Linked DNA regions of Homo sapiens: region 2 is linked to region 1. The links are chromatin contacts, found by Hi-C in ENCODE. All regions are on one chromosome and are shown on one strand. The core of a region is the stretch at or near the end of the contact, and the rest is flanking DNA. Distances in the headings are between cores, read along the strand shown.

Region 1 (4,349 bases), core at 1,407-3,906:
AAAATTCTGTGCTAATACTATCAACTGTACCTTCCCTTCCACCACCCCACTCTCTGCTCCAAGTCTTTCATGTCCTCAATACCTGTCGTGCAAACTATGCATTTCTGGGTTAACTGGGTACTATTTTAGTCTTTTAGTTCCATCACTCAGCATTTACAATATAGTAGAAAAATGGAAGAAATGGAAAGGTACGTACTCGAGAAATCAGTGTTATGGCCATCTCCATTTTAGAGATGAGAGGCCTTTGCAGAAGGCCTTTGCGAAGACTTTACAGAATGTGAATTTGTACCCGGGTCTTACAGCCTCCCAAGCCTGTGTGCTTTGCATTACAAAGCGAATCTGTGGTTCCTAGCATTGCTGTCACCTAGAGGCACTTGGGCTAACCTCCTTAGCTTTGGTTTCCTCCTCTGCGATGTAAGGAGGCTTGAACTCAGTACCTCTAGGTGGTCCTTCCAGCTCTAAGCTTGAGAACTTAAGTTTATTTTAGCTGAAGAAGAGAGATAGAAAGCCCCTTGAGGACAGGAACCAGCTTGTATTTCCCACAGCACCTACTGGTACTTTGTTCCTATGGGCTCCTGAATATTTAATTAATGAAACCTCTTGTTACTGTTTGAAAGCTCACTACTTGTATTAACCTTTCCTGAGTATTCTTGGACTCTGATCCAGTTTTTTCTATATCACCTCTTATTGTACGAATTGTATGTCACTTTCACGTTTTGTTTTATTCTTTATGTGCTTCATTTACTTATTTATTGCTTGGCTTTCACTGCTAGAATGTAAGCTCCTATAGGTTTTTGTTTTAGTATTTCTGAGTAGACTACATAGACTACATTCTCTTCTTCTTCTTGTTTTCTTTTCCGAGTACCCCAAAGAAGGATACAACCCTGGATTTGGTCATCTTTTCAGTGTTTGCTATGATCATTTGAAACAGAAGCATACACAAGAATAAAAAGAGAAATTTGCTGAAAAACCAGAGGTTTGTCCTTGTGGAGGCTTATTTGAATTCTCAATCTGTTGGTTGAATTGATTTGTTGGCATGTAAATATATCCTGATGGACTCCTCTGAAAATCTAAATTTGTGCTTCTGACCTTTGTAAAGTCAGGCAGTGCTTTACTAATTGGATGAAGGAGAGCCATGGCTTACTCTTGAGAGAATGTGCAGATGCACACAATCAAAACTTTTCATGTAATTTGCGGGCAGGAGGATCCCATCTTAGTGCATAGTTCACCTCTAACCTCGCTCAGAGAAAAGGTGGAAGAAGCATGAGCAGTCATCTAGAGAAATCCAGAGACCACTTGGTCGGCTCATTTGTATCTTTTTATTTATTATTATTTTTAAAATGAATGCTTTTGTTGCCTTTCTCTTCCAAAGCAAGATTGTTTCTTTTTCTTTCTTTACATACCTAGCACTCACTGAGAATAGTGCTTGGCCATTAGTCATTTTCATTAAACATTTGAGTATTGTCCCTTCCACCTTTAAAGAAGAAAAACTGTGTTGTCAGTCCTTTTTACCCTGTCTAGCTACTCCTTTCACTTTCCTTCTTATCATGGTAAGCTTCTGGAAAACATAGTTTCCTGTCTTTTTTCTTTCTGTTCTTCACTTCTAGTCACTGCCCGGGAGCTCAATCATTGCTTCATCACTACATCTCCCATTGCATGTTCAGTCTTCACTACCATTTGACCCCTGTTGTCATCCTGCTCATTGACACTCTTCTCTTGACCTCTCTCATTGCTCTCTCTGCTTTTCTTCCGCCCATGTGGCCAGTTTTGCCCACTCATCATGCAGTCCGGTTGGTAATGCTCAGGGTTACAGGTTCACCTTCTCCCCCTCTTCTCCTTTCCCTGTTTCTCTCAGATTTGCTCTCTCTGTGTCTTCCCTTCTCCCCTTTGCGGAACTCTTTTACCAGTACCCTTCGCTTCTAACGTCACTTATGTATGAACCCAGGCCTGACCCAAGCCCATATAAAAGGCTGCAATACGTTAAATGCAGCATGACCCAAGCTGAACTCTATACCACCTTTTCATTTTTTCCTCCAAACCTCCCCTTCTTACTGTCTCATTGGATGGTACCTACATTCATGCATTTGACCAACTCAGAGAGTCTATGACTCAGTTCTGTCCCTTCTTCCCCATTCCCTCTATGGCTGCCCCATTTTCTCCCGCAACTGTAATAGCCTCTTAACTGGTCTTCTTGTCCGAGTCTTCTCTTTCTTTCCACCCTGATGTGGTTTTCAAAGATGGTTTGCAAAGATGCAAATCTGAGCATATCTCTTGCTTGCTTACAATCATTAAATGTCTTCCTGTTGCCAAAAATAAAGTTTAAATTCTTTAACAAAACCTGGAAAATTATCGATACTTGTTGCACTCCCCCCACATTGCCCTGCCCATCTTTCCAGCATCGTCTTTCCTCATGCTTGTGTTTCAGCCTTTTAGTTCTCCTTGGCCATGGGGCTTTGGCATACTATGTATCATGACTTACCCTGTATGTAGTCATAAAGTAACAGTTTTTAGCTGTTTCCACCACTAAAAATTAGTTGATTCCTTTTCCTCTTGTTTGTTTCACTGCGTCCCCCTGCTTACCTTTGAGGCTCAGCACAGGCTTCACTTCTTCAAGGTAACTGTCCTGACATTCTTCACTCACATTGTATCTGTTCCTCTGGCTCCCACACATGTCACAGCATGTTGTCATTGGCAACGTGATACGTGACTCCCTTTCGCTGTTAGTCAGCAAGCCCCCCCACCCTTTTTTTTTTTTTTTTTTTAGATTGTGTCTCTTCTCCCCACATCCCAGTGCCTAGCACAGCACAGTGCATGGTGCATGGCAGTTTCTCAGGGAGTTCATGGTCTCTGGGTCTAAGGCATAGGCGAGGAAGGGTTGGTGTTTAGGAGAAAGCTGAGAAAGATGCCAGGCGCAATGGCTCACACCTGTAATCCAAGGATTTTGGGACTCCGAGGCAAGCGAATCAGTTGAGGCCAGGAATTTGAGATGAGCCTGGGCAATATGGCGAAACCCCATCTCTACTAAAAATACAGAAATTAACCTGGTGTGGTGGTGCATGCCCATAATCCCAGCTACTCGGGAGGCTGAGGCATGAGAATCACTTGAACTCAGGAGGTGGAAGCTGCAGTGAGTCAAAATTATGCCACTGCACTCCACTCTGGGTGACAGAGCAAGACTGTATCTCAAAAACAAAAACAAAGCTGAGAAAGGAGAGAGGGGGGAAGAAAGAAGACTTTCAGTGGTGAAGAGTAATGAAGCCTGTCGGCAGGGCCCGTTATGTACAGCCGATCGATGTAGACACAGTGCATTTTGCTCAGAAAATATTTGAAGATTTTCCACTAAATGCTGGTTGCTTTTCTCTCTTGTGGAAACTTATGTTTTTACTTCTCCTCCTCTTCTATTTCAGAGAGTCAGGACTACCTCTTAGGTGTGTGTTCTTTTACCCCATTCCTTTCCCATCACTTAACAGTATTTTGCATCGTTAGCCTATTACTGCTGTCTCACTTTTCTCTTGTACTTGATTCCTTCCTTGTGCCTACAAACATGCTTAAGTTGCCCCTTCCTAAAAAGAAATCTTGTTTTCTAGATCTTCCCCGCTTAAGCAAATGCCCAGTCTTCTATCACAGCTAATTTTGGGGAAGCGGTGAATCTCAGTTTCTGGTATCTTTACTCTTCTTTCATCAGACCTCACCCCTTCACTCAAACCCTTCTTAGTTCCCCCAGGTTTCTCTCTGTGATACTTGTCTTTGACTTTTCTGATGAACTGTCCACCTCTTTATCATCTCTTTTACTGGATGTTGAGGTTTCTCAGGTTCTGGCTTCAGTCTTCTCAATTTAACAATTCTCTGTATGTTGTCTCATTAATAATGCCTTCATCTTCCACTTCTGCACAGAAAACTTCCAAATCTCTATCTCCAAGCAAATCTTTTGATCTGTCAGCCTGCTGGACATCCCTGTCTATCTGGTTGTCATGAGAACACCTCAAACTCAGCATGTTCCACACTGTATTTACCGTTTACCTTCTCATCCCCACTGACTGTGGCTTCTGGATCTTGGGAATGGCCCTTGCACCAAGTTGGCAAGCTGGAAATCCTAAACTTGTCTTTCACTCCCCATTTTCCGTAACCTTTCACATCTACTCAGTCCATTTAAATCAGCAGCATCTCCTATGCCCTTTTGCTTCTTAGTATTCTATCGTATCCTAAGTATAGGTCCTTTCCCTTCCAGACTATTGTAGTAGCACCGTGACTCAACTTTCTGTCTCTATTTTTTCTGCCTGCTTCTCTCACCCTTTGGACTATACTTTATACAGTTTCCAGAGATATTTTTCTAAAAATTGAAATTTGAT
Region 2 (4,236 bases), core at 197-2,696, 720 kb before region 1:
CCGGTTTGAAGAATAACAACAACTTAGTCTAAAAACATCTGCTTTGAAAGCAAACGCTTAGGAAAGGGCAGTTGTTCATTTCACACTTGGATTGTACATTTCTGTAGGCTGGAGTCGCAACCACCTTGATCACCGATCAACGCACACTGGCACCAACCACCATGCCAGACACACAGGAGGCACTTCGTAAATGCTTGTGAAATGAATACATGGGTGAGGGAAAGTGGCGGAGAGCAGTCTGCGTGAGGACGTAAGCACAGGTCCTTCTCTGGAGGCAGGAGAATGAAAATCATCCCACGGGTCGGGGCCGGGTCAGTGAGGAAGGGAGGGAAGGAGTTCTGAGAATGTCAATCTGCAGGACAACTTCTAGTTTCCACCTTTTGCATGAGGGATTTCCAAGTGCCCCAGGGCCTGGGAGTCCCCATTCATCAACCCTGGGTGCTACCAGGGACAGGGCCCATTGTGATTTGTGAGGCCTGCCTGAGTGCTGGTGGGGCAGGGGTGAGGCAGGCGCCCATGCTCCTTCCTGACCTCTCCAGCACGCTCCATCCACTTGCATGGAATCACGGCAGTGGGGAATGAGAAACACCCCTCCATCACTGCCACTGGGAACCCCCGTCCCTCCAAACCTGCCGCCTGCCTGAGCTCCTGAGGGCACCCTCACCCTGCATGGGCCTCCTTCCTGCCAGGGAGGGAGCCCTGTGCGAGGCAACCAGGGGTTGCCCCGGAGCCAGTCCCACTTCTGCCATCTGCGGGTGACAGCGAGAGACCTCTCTAGGGTGTCCCCTGCCTGAGACGACCGTGAGGATGGTGTGGCGCTGCCTCTTACAAGGGTGGTCCCAGCATCAAGAAGGGAACGGCCCTCCCAGACCTTTCACTGCTTAAAATAACCAACTTTTTAATTTAGCAACCATTGTCGTTTCACGTTCAATTCTGTAAGCAATAATAGAGCTCTCCACGTACCCTCCACCTCCTCCCCTGCTGGCAGCACCTTACAAAACTCGATTCTCTGTGGTTTTCCCAGAATCAGAACTTGTGTACGCTTTAGTCACCCCCTCATTTTACAGAAGAAGGAACTGCAACCTGGTCAGTCCCCCCTCAAGGTGACACGGCCAGCTGGGAACTGGACATGGCCACCACACCTAGCTTAGCAGACCTCACCCTCTCGGCTTCTCCTCTCTGCCTGAGGTACTCCCCCCAAGGTCTTCCCACCGCTGACTCCTTCTCATCCCTCATTCTCAGCACAAGGTCAGCCCTGCTGAGAGACCCTCTCAGACCAATAAAGCAGCCCCCAGGCACAGTCATGTGACACTGTCGAATCTCCTCCTCCGTTCAGTATCTGACTCTGTTTCCCATCTGCACCAGACTAGTAGCTCCCTGAGGGCAGGCTCAGGCCTGTTCCATTCACCAGGTCCTCCCATCTCCAGTGGCACAGGGAAGGAGCTCACCTACTGGATAAATGAACAGAAGATGGGTGATTCGCCCAAATACCGGGTCTGTCCTCCTTCCTTAGGTCACTATTACACACAGACAGACACAGCTACCTTCGATGGGAGGTGACGGCGTAGCAAAGGCTCCCAGTGGGAATGAAGGCTTGAGCTGAGTGTGAATGGTGCTCAGAGCGGGGGACCAGCTCCACCAGCGGTTCCCTGTGTGACCTTGGGCAAGCTGTTCTCTGAGCCTCGGTGGTTTCATCCATAAAATGGGGAAATGACAGCCCGCTGCCCTTGCATACCTAAGCACAAAGTCACTGGTAACTAGGGGCCCAGGTTCTGGGTCTCCCTGGAGTGTCGGGGTCCTAGGCGCCGGCCCAGAGGAGTTTCAAAGTCAGCCTTTAACTGCCCTCCCAGTAAAGAGGCTGCTGAATGCTACAGAGCAGGCTCCCGTGCCCACCGCCCCACACCTGGAAGACGAAAGGACACGAGAAGGAGAGGCACAGCTGCGTCGCTGGCTGTGACCCACACTCCTCCAGTTTTTGATTTAAAAAAAATCCCTGAAACAGCACCCACTCCCTGTCAAGTCTGTGTCCCCATCGCCAGCAGAAACCAACTCCTCCTGGAGGAAGGAAAGTTCAATGGATGAGCTATAAATATTTCTGCTAGATGCTGCCTGGGAGCTGGGCTTTCTGCATGAGCAGGCCCCGCTGAAAAGGAAGGCGGCTCGCCAGATTTGTTTCGAATTATGAAAATAGATGTTGTCTCCCCACCACATCTGTTTTGCCTGACAAATGAGCAGCAGCTCGCCTCCTAAATAAGGCAGCACACCAAGACGGTCTTGAAACTCCGGCTTCTCCAACTCTTCAGAAAAGGAGAAGAAGAAGAAAAAAGAGTCCAAGCCTCCCAGGTTTGAGCTCTAAAAGCCAGACCTTTTTCAATGTCATCTCTCACGCCGCAGTCTCCGGGGGCATTTACGCCACACTTGTCCTTAAGCTCAGATCTCCCTGAGCAGGTAGAGGCTGCTCACGTTAGAGGGCACGGATATCCCCCACTGCTTTTTAAAAAGAAAAAGAAGGCCAGGAGACACGCGATCAATTATAAAAAGTGCAAAGAAAGGAAAGCTCCCTAAACTCAAGCCAAGGGTGCGTTTTTGATGTGCTGAGAGAGGCCAGTTTTTGGAGGGAAACATCAATACTGTTGCCATTCAGTTCTCTATGCCATGCTGGCCTGGTGACTTGGGTTAATATAATCATTTTCCTTTAATTACTCCAGGAAAGACCCAATTACAGCGCAGACGCATCTGCCAGCCTGAGGATCCAATATTTAATAGCCCATCCTTCAGGAACATTCCTGCTTGGGAGCTTCCTGGAGCGAGCAGCCCTGCATGCATTACGAACTTGCATTACTATACTAACTCGGTGGTGGTGTTCTGGCCTGTGTGCGTGTGTGTGTGTGTGTGTGTGTGTGTGTGTTTCTTTTAAAAGTCTCTTCCCCTGAAAATACTTCATGTTGATATTTCTTCTTAAAGATGCTGTAATTATGAGAGAGCAGAAAGAACCCCCGAATGACTGTATAACTTGAAATATTACAAGCACAGTCACCCCACTTCCCCACTCCGCGGGGAAATTTACAGGCTTCCAGGCTGCCACCAAGAGGGAAGGACTAGAGCCCAGCAGCTCTCAGAGTTCTTGGAGTTCTCGGCCTCCGAAGCACACTGTCCAGCCACCTGCACAAAGTCCATCATAAACCCATGCGGGGCACAATGGGAGTAGCTGCTCAACAGACCACTCCTGCCTGTGGGCTGTCTGTTTTGGGGGTAGAAATAAAAAGATCTGGCCAAGAAACCTGGAGTGTTATGGGATGTCCTTCTCTATCTCCTGCAGACGAAATGTCCCACCACGCCCCACCCCCGGCTCCGCAACACCGCAGTCAAGTAGGCTGATAGGTTAGACTCGCTTCATCTGGCAGAAATGAGACGCAGTTTAGGGATCCCAGGAGACATCTGGTCAGCTGCCCACGCCTGACTCCCCCTCCCCAGCTTTTGTGCCCCCTACCAAGTAAAAACCGGAGGGCAGATTGATGACTGCGGGAGGGGAGGCGGGTGGAAATTTATGGCTTTGCAGCAGGTCAATGGTAATGACAATAGTTTTCACGGGTGGGGGTCGGGGAGTTAGGGGTCTAGCTGGGAGGGGGGCAGGGTGACTTCTCTCCACCCCGCAGCCCTCGCTCCAGAAGGGAACTCGGAAGCCTGCTTCCCTCCTGACCTGAACATGTAGCGGGCCTGGAAGTCAACTGAATTTCCCAAGTCCACTGGGCTGTGTAGCTGCCTAAGAAGGAGGGGGGCTCTGAGAACCGCCCCCACCACCCACTGCAGAGTCTGAAGGAGCCAAAGTGGGACCACTTTCTGGTTGCTGGCAGGACGATGCCTATTTGGCCTCTGCACCGGTTCCTGTTGGGCGGGTGATGGGTGATTGGGGGGCCCGGGAGACCCTCCACCCCCATAGCTTGCCAGTTTTTCACTGCGGTAACAATGACCTAGTCGCTATGGCAATGAGGTTAATTAATGCATCTATTTGGCAGAACTAAAACCTCGGACGCATTCAACTAGCCCTGATATTTTCATCCTTAAGAAGCCAACCTCTGGTGTTTTATTTGTCTAGGCATGTAGGCATGCCACAAAACAAAACATTGCCACAAAAGGAGGAGCTGTAAGAAGAAATGGGGGAAGTTGTGGGGAGGAGCTGGGAGGGGGGGGTCTCTGCCCACCCCTCAGAGAGAAGAAAACCTGGAATGTCACTTT

What was found. A loop is a pair of places that touch in the nucleus more often than their neighbours do. Pooled maps may share reads with other maps.
Region 2: a loop to region 1 is called in a pooled map, with 15 times the contacts of the local background. The contact joins two enhancer-like sites. A Hi-C loop is called at or near these places in 2 of 37 single-sample maps with no recorded cell type and 5 of 50 pooled maps.

What each region holds. Positions count from the first base shown.
Region 1 is chr20:58,399,820-58,404,168 of GRCh38, forward strand. All of the region lies in intron 1 of VAPB (VAMP associated protein B and C), which reads left to right. Among named protein-coding and RNA genes, the nearest start is that of VAPB, 13 kb to the left of the region's middle. Within about 2 kb of position 2,657, at least 2 of the 41 ENCODE cell types and tissues checked have a DNase peak (open chromatin) inside an H3K27ac peak, as active enhancers do.
Region 2 is chr20:57,680,677-57,684,912 of GRCh38, forward strand. All of the region lies in intron 1 of PMEPA1 (prostate transmembrane protein, androgen induced 1), which reads right to left. Among named protein-coding and RNA genes, the nearest start is that of PMEPA1, 27 kb to the right of the region's middle. RefSeq lists enhancers at 261-370, 781-840, 931-980, 1,290-1,790 and a silencer at 1,199-1,362. Within about 2 kb of position 1,447, at least 10 of the 41 ENCODE cell types and tissues checked have a DNase peak (open chromatin) inside an H3K27ac peak, as active enhancers do.